2 separate regions of the Homo sapiens genome follow, and region 2 is linked to region 1. Evidence: chromatin contacts called from ENCODE Hi-C or POLR2A ChIA-PET data. All regions are on one chromosome and are shown on one strand. Each heading gives the region's core, a stretch centred on a gene start or an enhancer-like site at or near the end of the contact. The rest is flanking DNA. Distances are from core to core; before and after follow the strand shown. Region 1 overlaps ELK3 (ETS transcription factor ELK3). Region 2 overlaps ELK3 (ETS transcription factor ELK3).

Region 1 (5,275 bases), core at 2,243-4,742:
CTGAGGCCTCCCCAGAAACCCAGCAGATGCCAGCATCATGCTTCCTGTACAGCCTGCAGAACTGTGAGCCCATTAAACCGCTTTTCTTTATAAATTATACAGTCTGGGGTATTTCTCTATAGCAATGTGAGAAAGAACTAATATAGTCGGTCTCTAACTAAAATGCTGGACCCCATACTTTATACAGGTGCCTGGAATATCTCTCCTGTGGTTGTGGTATATGTCTAAGTGTAACTGCCTTTCCTACTGTGATGAGCTTCACGAGGAAAGGACTTTGCTGGATTATTTTGTATTGCCAGCACTCTGATAACCCATACAATGCTCAAAGCTGCCCAGTCCGTGGATGCTTGTGAAACCGAACAATCACTGCCAATTGCAGAGACCTTCCCTTTCCCGGCACTCACCATGCTGCAGGTCAAAGCCCACCATCACAGATGCACAGATGGGAAAAGCAATTTCTCCCATGAAGAGACAAAAACCTATATATACAATGTTATCCTTTTCCTTCAACTCTGGTGTGAACTTTTTAAATGCTATTTCTTCTGGCTAAAATGCTGTTCCTTAGCTTTGGAGCCTGGTGAACTCTTTCTCATCCATTGTGACCCAGCTCAAATAGGGCCTTCTCAAGGAAGTTTTTCCCCACTCCTGGGCAGTTTCTCAATTTCAGGCCTTTGAGGACTTTCATGACAATAGGTATTGATTCTAAGTAGTAATAATAATAATAATCCATTTGTGTTATCAATCCTCATTACATTTAAAAAAAGGTGGTTAGACTGGCCTCAAAAGCTTTGCCACGGATCAACTGTTGTGAGTGGCACAGAGAGCTAGGGATCATCCCCTTGGATAGGAGGGAGACACTGAAGTCCTGGTGGGCGGGGGGCAGGGGACTGAACCTGGAGTGACCGCAACCCAGGGGGCAGCTCTGGGAGACCTGGAAGCCAGAATAATTGCCTTGGGGAGGGTTATTTGTACCAATATTGTCAACCCCACAACTCCTCTCAATTAAAGGAAAGTAGACTAGGAGTGCTCTCCAATTACCCACAGGGCATTTTATTTAGGGCTCTTTAAAGGGGATATTCTTTACAGAAATCAGTATTAACCACAATGGTCTGTAAGACAGTCATTTCACTGCTGGGTCAAAACCACCTCTGCATCTCACAAATCTTGCAAGCCCCCACTTTGCTGGGATGCATGGCAGCTGACGAGTCCCAACTCCTCCTATGAACCACCCTTCTGATGACTTGGATATGAGCCACAACTTTCTTCTCTTCACTGGCACTAAGAACGGCTAACAGTTGTCGCAAATTCTTGAGATTTTCTTGGCCAAACATGTCAGTCAGTCAGCTTTAACATATCTTTGAAACTTTAAGTGCCTGCTCAGATGAATCTGCTCCTGAGGGCAGAAGGCTGCCGGTGGGTTTGGAGGTCTGCAGGGAAGGGACTGTGGGGCCTCTGCTCACATGCCAGGTGGGAAAGTGGTCGGCCACCGCCACCCCCCACTTTTAACTGACATCACGTTCCGAATGGGACAGGAGGGCAGCAGAAACATCTATCCATGTATTTTACTACACTTAGCATTTCCACCTGCCTGGCCTCCTCGGAGCTTCTTGTGCATCACAGAATCACTTTTCATTGCAATCCAACCCCATGTGTCAGAGACCATGTTCTGGGCATGACTTATGAGAACCCATATGGCAGACTTGTTAAATGTTCTCAACTGCCCTCTCCTTAGGTGACTGTGTAGCCCTGCACTGGAGTGGCTGTGGGAGGAGTGCTGACATTGGGGCTTTGCCATGTGATTGCATTTGGCCAGGAGACTGACACGGGAAAGTGACAGCATCCCATTGCCGAGTTGGGGTCTTGGAGGCATCATAAGTTGGCACTTTTCCTCCTGTGCTATGCTGCCAGGAAGCTGCTGCCCCAGAATGAGACACATGGAGGTGACCTGAACTCAACCCAAAGTCCGAAGCCAAGCCCCACCCGCCCATCATCTGAAGCAGCATCCGTGACACTGACTTGTGAGAAAAATAAATGCCACTGTAAGCCAGTGATCTTGGGGCAACTGGTTACACAGCACCACTGCAGCAAAAGCTGACTATTAAAATACATGATGTCTTTGTTTAAAAAAAAAATTCTCCCTTTGCTGGGGTGCTGTTATCTTTATGCTCTAGAGCTTGTGTTCAAAATCATGAGAAAGGCCGGCTGTGGTGGCTCACGCCTGTAATCCCAGCACTTTGGGAGGCTGAGGCAGGTGGATTACCTGAGGTCAGGAGGAGTTCAAGACCAGCCTGGCCAACATGATGAAATCCCATCTCTACTAAAAATACAAAAAACCAGCTGGGCGTGGTGGCCCGCGCTTATAATCACAGCTACTTGGGAGGCTGAGGCAGGAGAATAGCTTGAACCCAGGAGGCAGAGGTTGCAGTAAGCCAAGATCGCGCCACTGCACTCCAGCCTGGACAACAAGAGCGAAACTCCATCTCAAAAAAAAAAAAAAAAAAAAAATCACGAAAAAGTATGCTACTAGGTGTGGAGGGATCGGCTGATCACATTTTTACTCAGAGGCCACACATGGGCTAAGTGGCAGCCATGGGTGCTATGGCCATAACCTCAGGCAAAGGTAGAAGGAGAGAAAGAAAGAAAAAGGACAAAAAGGACAGGTGAAAGAGTAGAAAGGGAACAGGCAGAGGAGCAGTGGTGGGGATGGGGACCTACTGCTTCAGGGCCTCCCAGATTTCTGGAATAAAGGAACTCGCCTAGAGAAGGCAAGAGCTGTTCACTAGGAATCACAGAAATGCCCCCACAGTTCAACCAAGCTGCAGAGCTTGGGTGGCAGCTGCAGGCACAGGGGATCATCAGAGGATTACTCAGAGGGGTTGCTATGCGCAACACTGCTCCGGCGGAGGTGACTAAGGGCTCCAGCCTCTCCTGTCTGAGGCATGCCCAGCCTCGCCCCGTGCTGAGGGCCTCGTTCTCCTCTTCTCGCGCTCTCTTGAGCCACTCCTTCAACCTGGTGGATCCACCAGTTTCGATGACTGGGCAGTCATGTAGCCTTCCCGGTGGAAATCGCAGCCAGACATTACTCAGAGCTAAGTCGAAAAACTACTTTCCTGTGAGCTTATCATTGCATCTACAAAGATCAGTCACTCCTGTCTACGCTCAGAAGTCACTCTGGGGTATCGTGGAGCCCCCAGGCAGCTCTGGGACCCACCATCCTCTCTGGCCAGAGCCATCTGCATGATGAAAATGCGTGGTTGTCTGTGGCAGAGGTTTGGGTAGGGGGACAGGTGGGCAGTGGGCCACCAGCTGCCACAGCGCTCTCCATATTGTTTTCGTTCCACTCGACGTAGTTTAACTATGAGATCAAGTTTCATAATTTACACAACTATTTTCACATACAATCACACTGTACATTCCACTGCGCCTCTGCCAGTTGGAAATTTTGCCCTCTGGGGTGTTGGAAAACACAGACTTTGTACCATCATGCTGGGAGGTACGCCCTTCCAATAACCGCTAACACTACAGATTTTCGTAAACTCATCTATATGAGTATCTCTCTCACCGGAAAAAAAATTTAAACGATTTTTTTTTCTAAATTAATTCCTTGATACCTAGAATCCTTAATGAAGTCCAATGTCTTAACAGGCAGGTACAATAAAGCCCATTTATCTGGATGCCACTTTAAGGAATGTGAGTAATTCAGACAGTACACTGTGGCTTTTATTAAATCAACAATTGAAAAAGTGGTGGTACTTGAGATTTATGTTTGATAGATTATTATGCACATGGAGGCCTGCTCTAAGTTAAAATGTTTCATCTGCCTAACTTTACTTAGCTGATTTCCCACCACTCTGAGCTTCAAAAATGTAGAACACATAAAAGGCATGCTAGAAATCTTTTTTTTAAAATTCCCTTTATCTAATGAGAAAATGCTTATCTTGGCCGGGCGCGGTGGCTCACGCCTGTAATCCCAGCACTTTGCGAGGCCGAGGCGGGCGGATCACAAGGTCAGGAGATCGAGACCATCCCGGCTAACACAGTGAAACCCTGTCTCTACTAAAAATACAAAAAATTAGCCAGGCGTGGTGGCGGGCGCCTGTGGTCCCAGCTACTCGGGAGGCTAAGGCAGGAGAATGGCGTGAACCCAGGAGGTGGAGCTTGCAGTGAGGCAAGATCGCGCCACTACACTCCAGCCTAGGTGACAGAGCGAGACTCTGTCTCAAAAAAAAAAAAAAAAAATGCTTATCTTTCCCCTGCCTAGACCCCCACTTTTTTAAGATTCAGGGGGTATACATGCATGTTTGTTACATGGGTATACTGCATAATGGCGGGGATTGGGCTTCTAGCATACCCACCACCCAAATAGCGAACACTGCACCCAACAGGTAATCTGGCAGCCCTCACTCCCTCCCTCTCTCCCCACTTTTGGAGTCCCCAGTCTATTATTCCCGTCCTTATCAGACCTTATTTTGAATGTACAAAATTTTATCAGGTATTTTAATGCCATTCTTTTTGCAGAATCGAACTCTGTGCTTTCATACTGAGGCCCATCAGTCTGCTTTTAAAGGCATTGCTGCTCTTACAGGAAGAGGTGCCCCCTTCACATCTGATACTTTCTGGATTCCTCTGACCTCACCTCAACCTTGCAGCCTGCAGGGCCTTCCCGTCTCTGGCTGGTCTCTCACCATTTCTACCAGCACTGACCAGGACCATGGTCACAGGGGGCTGAGGTCCACCCACTCCTACTCCAGAGGGCAAAACCACCTGTTACTTGCCCCAACTCCTTTCCCTTTGTAATGCAGAGCTGTGATCTGCCATGGTAGAGTGAAGTTAGATGATTTAGAGCAGCTTGTCAAACGTGAATCATATGCATACCTCCTTTAAAGGAGGAGGAGGAAAAGTGATTTTCGTTCTCAGTGTTGACAAATGATTTTTTTTTTTTTTTTTTTTGAGACGGCGTCTCTCTTTGTCCCTCAGGCTGGAGTGCAGTGGTGCGATCTCGGCTCACTGCAACCTCTGCCTCCCGGGTTCAAGCGATTCTCCTGCCTCAGCCTTCCAAGTAGCTGGGACCACAGGTGCGCACCACCACGCCCAGCTAATTTTTTTGTATTTTTAGTGGAGACAGGGTTTCACCATGTTGGCCAAGATGGTCTCGATCTCCTGACCTCAGGTGATCTGCCCGCCTCGGCCTCCCAAAGTGCTGGGATTACAGGTGTGAGCCACTGTGCCCAGCTGAGGAATTGGTTTGTTAAAAAATAATTTTCAAAAGAGGGTT
Region 2 (5,499 bases), core at 7-2,506, 44 kb before region 1:
CCTGTGCCTTAGTTTCTTATCTCTAAAATAGAATTACTGGGAGTATTAAATGAGAAGCCACCAAAAGTGCTAAGAACAACGTCTTGCACACAATAAGTCATCAATCATCAATAAATGTTAACTATTGTTATGTTTTATCTTTATTTTTTCAGACAGGATCACTCTGTCGCCCAGGTTTGAGTGCAGTGGCATGCTCATGGCTCACTACAGCCTCAACCTCCAGGGCTCAAGCAGTGCTGCCACCTCAGCCTCCCTAGTAGTTGGGACCACAGGCACACGCCAGCACACGTGGCCAATTTTTGTATTTTTTTTGGAGAGACAGGGTCTTGCTATGTTGCCCCTGATGGTCTCGAACTCTTGGGCTCAAGTGATCCACCCATGTCACCCTCCCAAAGTGCTGGGATTACAGGCATGAACCACCATGCCCGGCCTTAACTATTGTTATTTAGTAGCATTTCCAGTATGTTAATCACTTAGTAATCTTTGCTTCTACTTAATTTTCAATACCTACTTTACCCCTCAGACCCAGCTCAAAGTCTGCCTCTCTTGAGCTCACCTCTAAAATGTCTTCTAATTATATCCTGTGTCCACTGTTTTAATCTCAAAGATGATTCTCCCTTCAATATTTGTAGTATCATTTCCTCTAGCCAGGTATGGTCGTTGACACCTGTAATCCTAGCCCTTCCTAGGAAGCTAAAGCAGGAGGACTGCTCGAGCCCAGGAGTTCAAAACCAGCCTGAGCAATATAGTGAGACCTCGTTTCTACAAAAAAATTTCAAAACTTAGCCAGGCTTGGTGGCATATGCCTGTAGTTGTAGTCCCAGCTACTTGAGAGGCTGAGGTGGGAGGATCGCTTGAGCCCAGGAGGCAGAGGTTGCAGTGAGCCGAGATTGTGCCACCGCACTCCAGCCTGGGCAGCACAGCGAGCTCATCTCAAAAAATAAAAATAAAAATTTCCTCTTATCTTCCTGTTCCTTCCACTTTCTCTTCAGTTCTTCCTCCACACTAATATCAGTGATTGTTCTCTAAAACAGAGATCTCATCCTCCTACCTCCAGCTTAAAAAGCGTAAACATTTAACAGATAAAGAGAGAAATTCCTAAGCCTATATTCAAGGCCCACAGCTGCGTTTCCAACCTTATCTCCTATCACCTGGTCCCTTCCTGAACAGACTCTCACGTCCCCGTCATTCGGCTCTATTCATCTAAATGTACTCGATCGAAATCCTGTCCCTTCCTCCCAGCTGAGGCGCCACTGCTTCCTTGGAGCCTGTCCAGTGGCCAGCTGGAAAAAGCGCGTCTGCCCCTTACTTTCTGCAGCAGTTTGTTTACTCATCCACTATTCACATATTCTCTGTCCCTACAGTCCTTGTCGCAGAGCATTGCAAATATTTGCTGGGGTTAGATTTGTTGAACTAAAAATTACAGCACACATTCTTAATTGAAAACTTAATTAGCTCTACCTTGTTTCAAGACATACCTATTCCTACTAGGTATATTCCACATTGGAACAAAATCTGTTTCAAAAGTCATGGAACAGACATCCTTAGACAAGAAGAAAATAATAAACTGTCCAAGAAAAACCGAGTTCACTTTATTTATATAAATCAAGGTTCTTTGTTTACATTTAGCACAATGTCTTCGGTGCCTCTCTCCTTACCTAAACATTTCTCAATTTTAAAGCATACCTCTTCCAGAAAGGCGTCTTCTCTCTCCTTCCTTGGAATTCTTTCATATCTGCTATAACCTGCTATAGTAATCATATTAGGGGCCCTTCTGTACAAAAATGCTTCAGCTGTTCAACTATTACCCCAAGGATTCTGATCAACCTTTCCAATCATGGTAATAGGAAACTTGCCAGCATCATTTAAAATGTGTAAGCCAAATCTATTTTTTTCTTCCTTCATTACATCTATAGCGTACATGAAAGAGGTTTGTTGTTATTTTGAAAGAAAATTATTTTCATCAGTTTAAAAGGGATGTTGGCCAGCGTGGTGGTATGCCTGTAGTCCCAGCTACTCCAGAGGCTGAAGTGGAGGACTACTTGAACCCAGGAGTTCAAGACCAGCCTGGACAACATAATGAGACCCCGTCTCTAAATTTAAAAAAAAAAAAAAGTTCTTAAAAAAATAAGAGGCACTGCTGATAGTAATCTGAATTCTGAATATGTATCAATTGTAACATCTAGTTTTAAAAATCAGAAAGTTATTCCTCTACCATATTTTGTTGTTTACCGTTCTCAAAATTGCTATTTTCAACTTTTGCCATACTCAGTTGCTCTTTTCACAGGAAGACTAATAATATTTTAAAAGGCAAAAAATTGTTTTTCCTTAGTCTCCTGGATCCAGCCACAAAAAGAGAGCCCAAGGCCATACAACCTGTCAGCCATCCGGAATACCAGCTTGTCTTTTTTTTCAAGGGTTGTATTCTGAATGGCTTCAGGAAAGAGAACAGGTCCACTTGGTGAAATTAAAACTCTAAGCAGGTAGCCTTTAAATGCAGTAATTTCTGATGCAGAATTCTAAATATAAACTAGGAACCTCTGGTCTGCAGTGCTTCTCAAATTGGTTCCTAGACTGGGTAGTATCACTAGGAACATGACAAAAATGTTTTTGGGCCAGGCACGGTGGCTTACACCTGTAATCGCAGCAATTTGGGAGACCAAGGCAGGCAGGTCACTTGAGGTCAGGAGTTTGGGACCAGCCTGGCCAACATGGCAAAACTCCATCTCTACTAAAAATACAAAAATTAACTGTGTGTGGTGGTACACGCCTGTAGTCCTAGCTATTTGGGATGCTGAAGCAAGAGAATCACTTGGACCCAGGAGGTGGAAATTGCAGTGAGCAGAGATCACACCACTGCACTCCAGCCTGGGCAACAGAGTGAGACTCTGTCTCAAAAAAAAAAAAAAAAAAAGTTTTTATCAGGCCCTATCCCAGACCTACTGAGTCAGAAACTCTGGGAGTGGGGCCCTGCAATCTTTATTTTAACTCACCCTCTAGGAGATTATTTTGCATGCTAACTTTGAGAACCATTGGTCTACAGTAGTGACTGAGGACTGAAGAAACGAGCGGATGCACGTATCCCAACTCCCAGAGATCCTGATAACGTGTCGAATCACTGTAGACATGAACCATCATTTCCTGTTGGGAGTGTTGGGCTGGAAAAGGTATCTAAGACAAGGAATCCCAAAGAACCCCCAGCCAATAGTGCTCCATTGCTTTCCTAGGAGGTTGCCAAGGCCTGCACCAATCAGGTGGCAGAATTCCCAGTAAGGAGAGAAATGAGAGGCCACTTATTATTCACAAATACCTACTGAACTCTACAGAAGCTCTGTGTTAGATTCTAGGATTAGAGTAGTATAACAATCCCTACTGCCATGGAGTTTACTGTAACCAAACAATTTCTTTCTATTCTATTAATTTTAGAATTCTGCTGCTCTAATCTTAAGACTTTCAGGAAATGAGGTGTTTTTATCTCTCCACCAAAAGATTAGTATTCCTAATTTTAAACTTTCCTAATACAACATTTGCTCATTGCTTTTTGCTATTTCTAGTTTCTCTTTTCCTACCCAAGCTGAAATTGTTAAAAATCAACATGACTATAGCTCAAGTTGTTGTGATGGGAATAAGGGCTGTGAAAGAGATAGAAACCCAATTACTCCAAGGATATGGTCACTTCATGACACCCTACCCTAACTCCACTAGGAAACCAAAGAAGCAAGATGGCAATCAAAACCTCTTTAGCTCCACCCTTACAAAGAGACCCTGAATCCCAGCATGTACAGCTCCTGGCACAGAGGAGGTACTCAGCAGACATTAACCTTGACAAGCAAAATGACCAGCTCAGATGATCATGAAGACTTGCTATTAATACTGGCCTTTCTCAGACTTCTCTTTGTGAATTCATTTAGACAGTCAATTATTACTGAGCCTCACTTGTGTACCAAGCCATGTGCCAGATGCTGGGGACACCACAGTGAACAGGATTCCATTCTGGTCTCGAGGGCCCATAGTTTAGTGAGAAAGATTGCCAGATCAACAGGCAATCATAATACAAAGTGCCACGTGCTAGATGAAATGGTATCCAAAGAGCTGCAACTAACTTGGGGTAAGCCACACTGTGGGGCACAGGATACAGGCAGGGACGATGAGAAAAGCTAGAATTTGGGAAAGAGGGAGTTTGCACTGGGTCCACCTTTTCTTCAGTCCTGTCCCTAGGATTCTTTCCACCTGCACTCAACATATTCAAACAGTAACACCTTAATCAGTGAGTAATGATCTATGGGTCTCAAGGAGGAAATACTGATTTCTCCATGATAGCAAGTGACGGTCCTGCAAGATTCTGGTGTGTGAATGAATAATGAAGGTGCTCGCCTAGTATGGAGAGTTCTATAAGATAAAGCAGCTAAGTCTTCATTATTTTTTAACCAAATGCCCTGGATTCTCCTTTTTCATTACAGAACAAGGAGAACTTAATGATGATTCATAAAATGATGCAAGTAATTTTTCTATCCCAGGATGGGGAAATTGTTCACTATTTTTATTTTCACTTTATGTCAAACAAGTTGCTACATTAACTAGGAGGATTAATATTTTAAAGTCTTTTGTGGACTTTTATAAATAATAATATTTATTTTCATTTTATTTTAAATATAGATGGGGTCTTGCTGTGTTGCCCAGGCTGGTCTCAAACTCCTGGGCTCAAACAATCCTCCCACCCTCAACCTCCCAAAGTGCTGGGATTACAGGTGTGAGCCATCACACTGGCCTAAAGAATAATTCTTAAAGTTTTGCCTTTTCCTTAATAAATTTCCTGTTTTCATAGACAAATGAAAATATGCAAAACACTTTAAGAACTAATTGTTCCACGTATGGGTGTCTGGCATGAGTCTGCAATTTCTGCCTCAATGAAAATGTCTGCCTCTGAAGGGCGTGCAACCCCACTAACATGAACCCCCTCTGGACATTTAATATTTCAACTCAACATATGGCAAAACTCACCGTTACCTCTGCAGGATTTAGAGAAAAAACCATCCCTCAGAAGCTTAATGTTCAAAAGTTCATTTCCAAACGCTCACCTGGAACAGCGTGCTTGGCCCTTGCAGCCTGGCAGGACTCAGCGGAGCAACTGGACTAAGGCTGCTCCAGAAATGTATGCTGGAGAGCAGTGGACTCGGAGTCAGAAGCAATCCATTTGGTGTCTGGGAAGTAAAGCAAACAGACTTCTTCATATAGGTTCACCTGACTTGGGCCATGATCAACAGAGCAGCAGAGAGAGGTTAGGTAGGCTAGGCATGGGCCAGGAAACGACCTTACCATCTCAGGAAAACTGGCAACGTTAATTCTGAGGGGCTGTGAACAGTTTAATTTTAATTTTCTTTTCTTTTGGAGACAGTCTCGCTCTGTCACCCAGGCTGGAGTGCAATGGCGCGATCTTGGTTCACTATAACCTCCACTTCCTGGGTTTAAGCGATTCTCCTGCCTCAGCCTCCCAAGCAG

Evidence for each region. A loop is a pair of places that touch in the nucleus more often than their neighbours do. ChIA-PET counts read pairs that join two places held with the same protein, here RNA polymerase II (POLR2A). Pooled maps may share reads with other maps.
Region 2: a loop to region 1 is called in a map of HepG2, with 2.0 times the contacts of the local background. The contact joins two enhancer-like sites. A Hi-C loop is called at or near these places in 2 of 168 maps with a recorded cell type or tissue (CD4-positive, alpha-beta memory T cell and HepG2) and 1 of 50 pooled maps. POLR2A ChIA-PET finds 5 or more read pairs at or near these places in 11 of 52 experiments (AG04450, B cell, GM12878 and 8 more).

The regions. Positions count from the first base shown.
Region 1 is chr12:96,217,613-96,222,887 of GRCh38, reverse strand. The region is part of intron 1 of ELK3 (ETS transcription factor ELK3); the gene reads right to left. Among named protein-coding and RNA genes, the nearest start is that of ELK3, 26 kb to the right of the region's middle. Within about 2 kb of position 3,492, at least 12 of the 41 ENCODE cell types and tissues checked have a DNase peak (open chromatin) inside an H3K27ac peak, as active enhancers do; they include endothelial cell of umbilical vein, where a contact is called at or near this core.
Region 2 is chr12:96,259,433-96,264,931 of GRCh38, reverse strand. It overlaps ELK3 (ETS transcription factor ELK3), which reads right to left. Exons shown (of 5, transcript NM_005230.4): 4 at 5,079-5,201. Among named protein-coding and RNA genes, the nearest start is that of ELK3, 68 kb to the right of the region's middle. Within about 2 kb of position 1,256, at least 6 of the 41 ENCODE cell types and tissues checked have a DNase peak (open chromatin) inside an H3K27ac peak, as active enhancers do; they include endothelial cell of umbilical vein, where a contact is called at or near this core.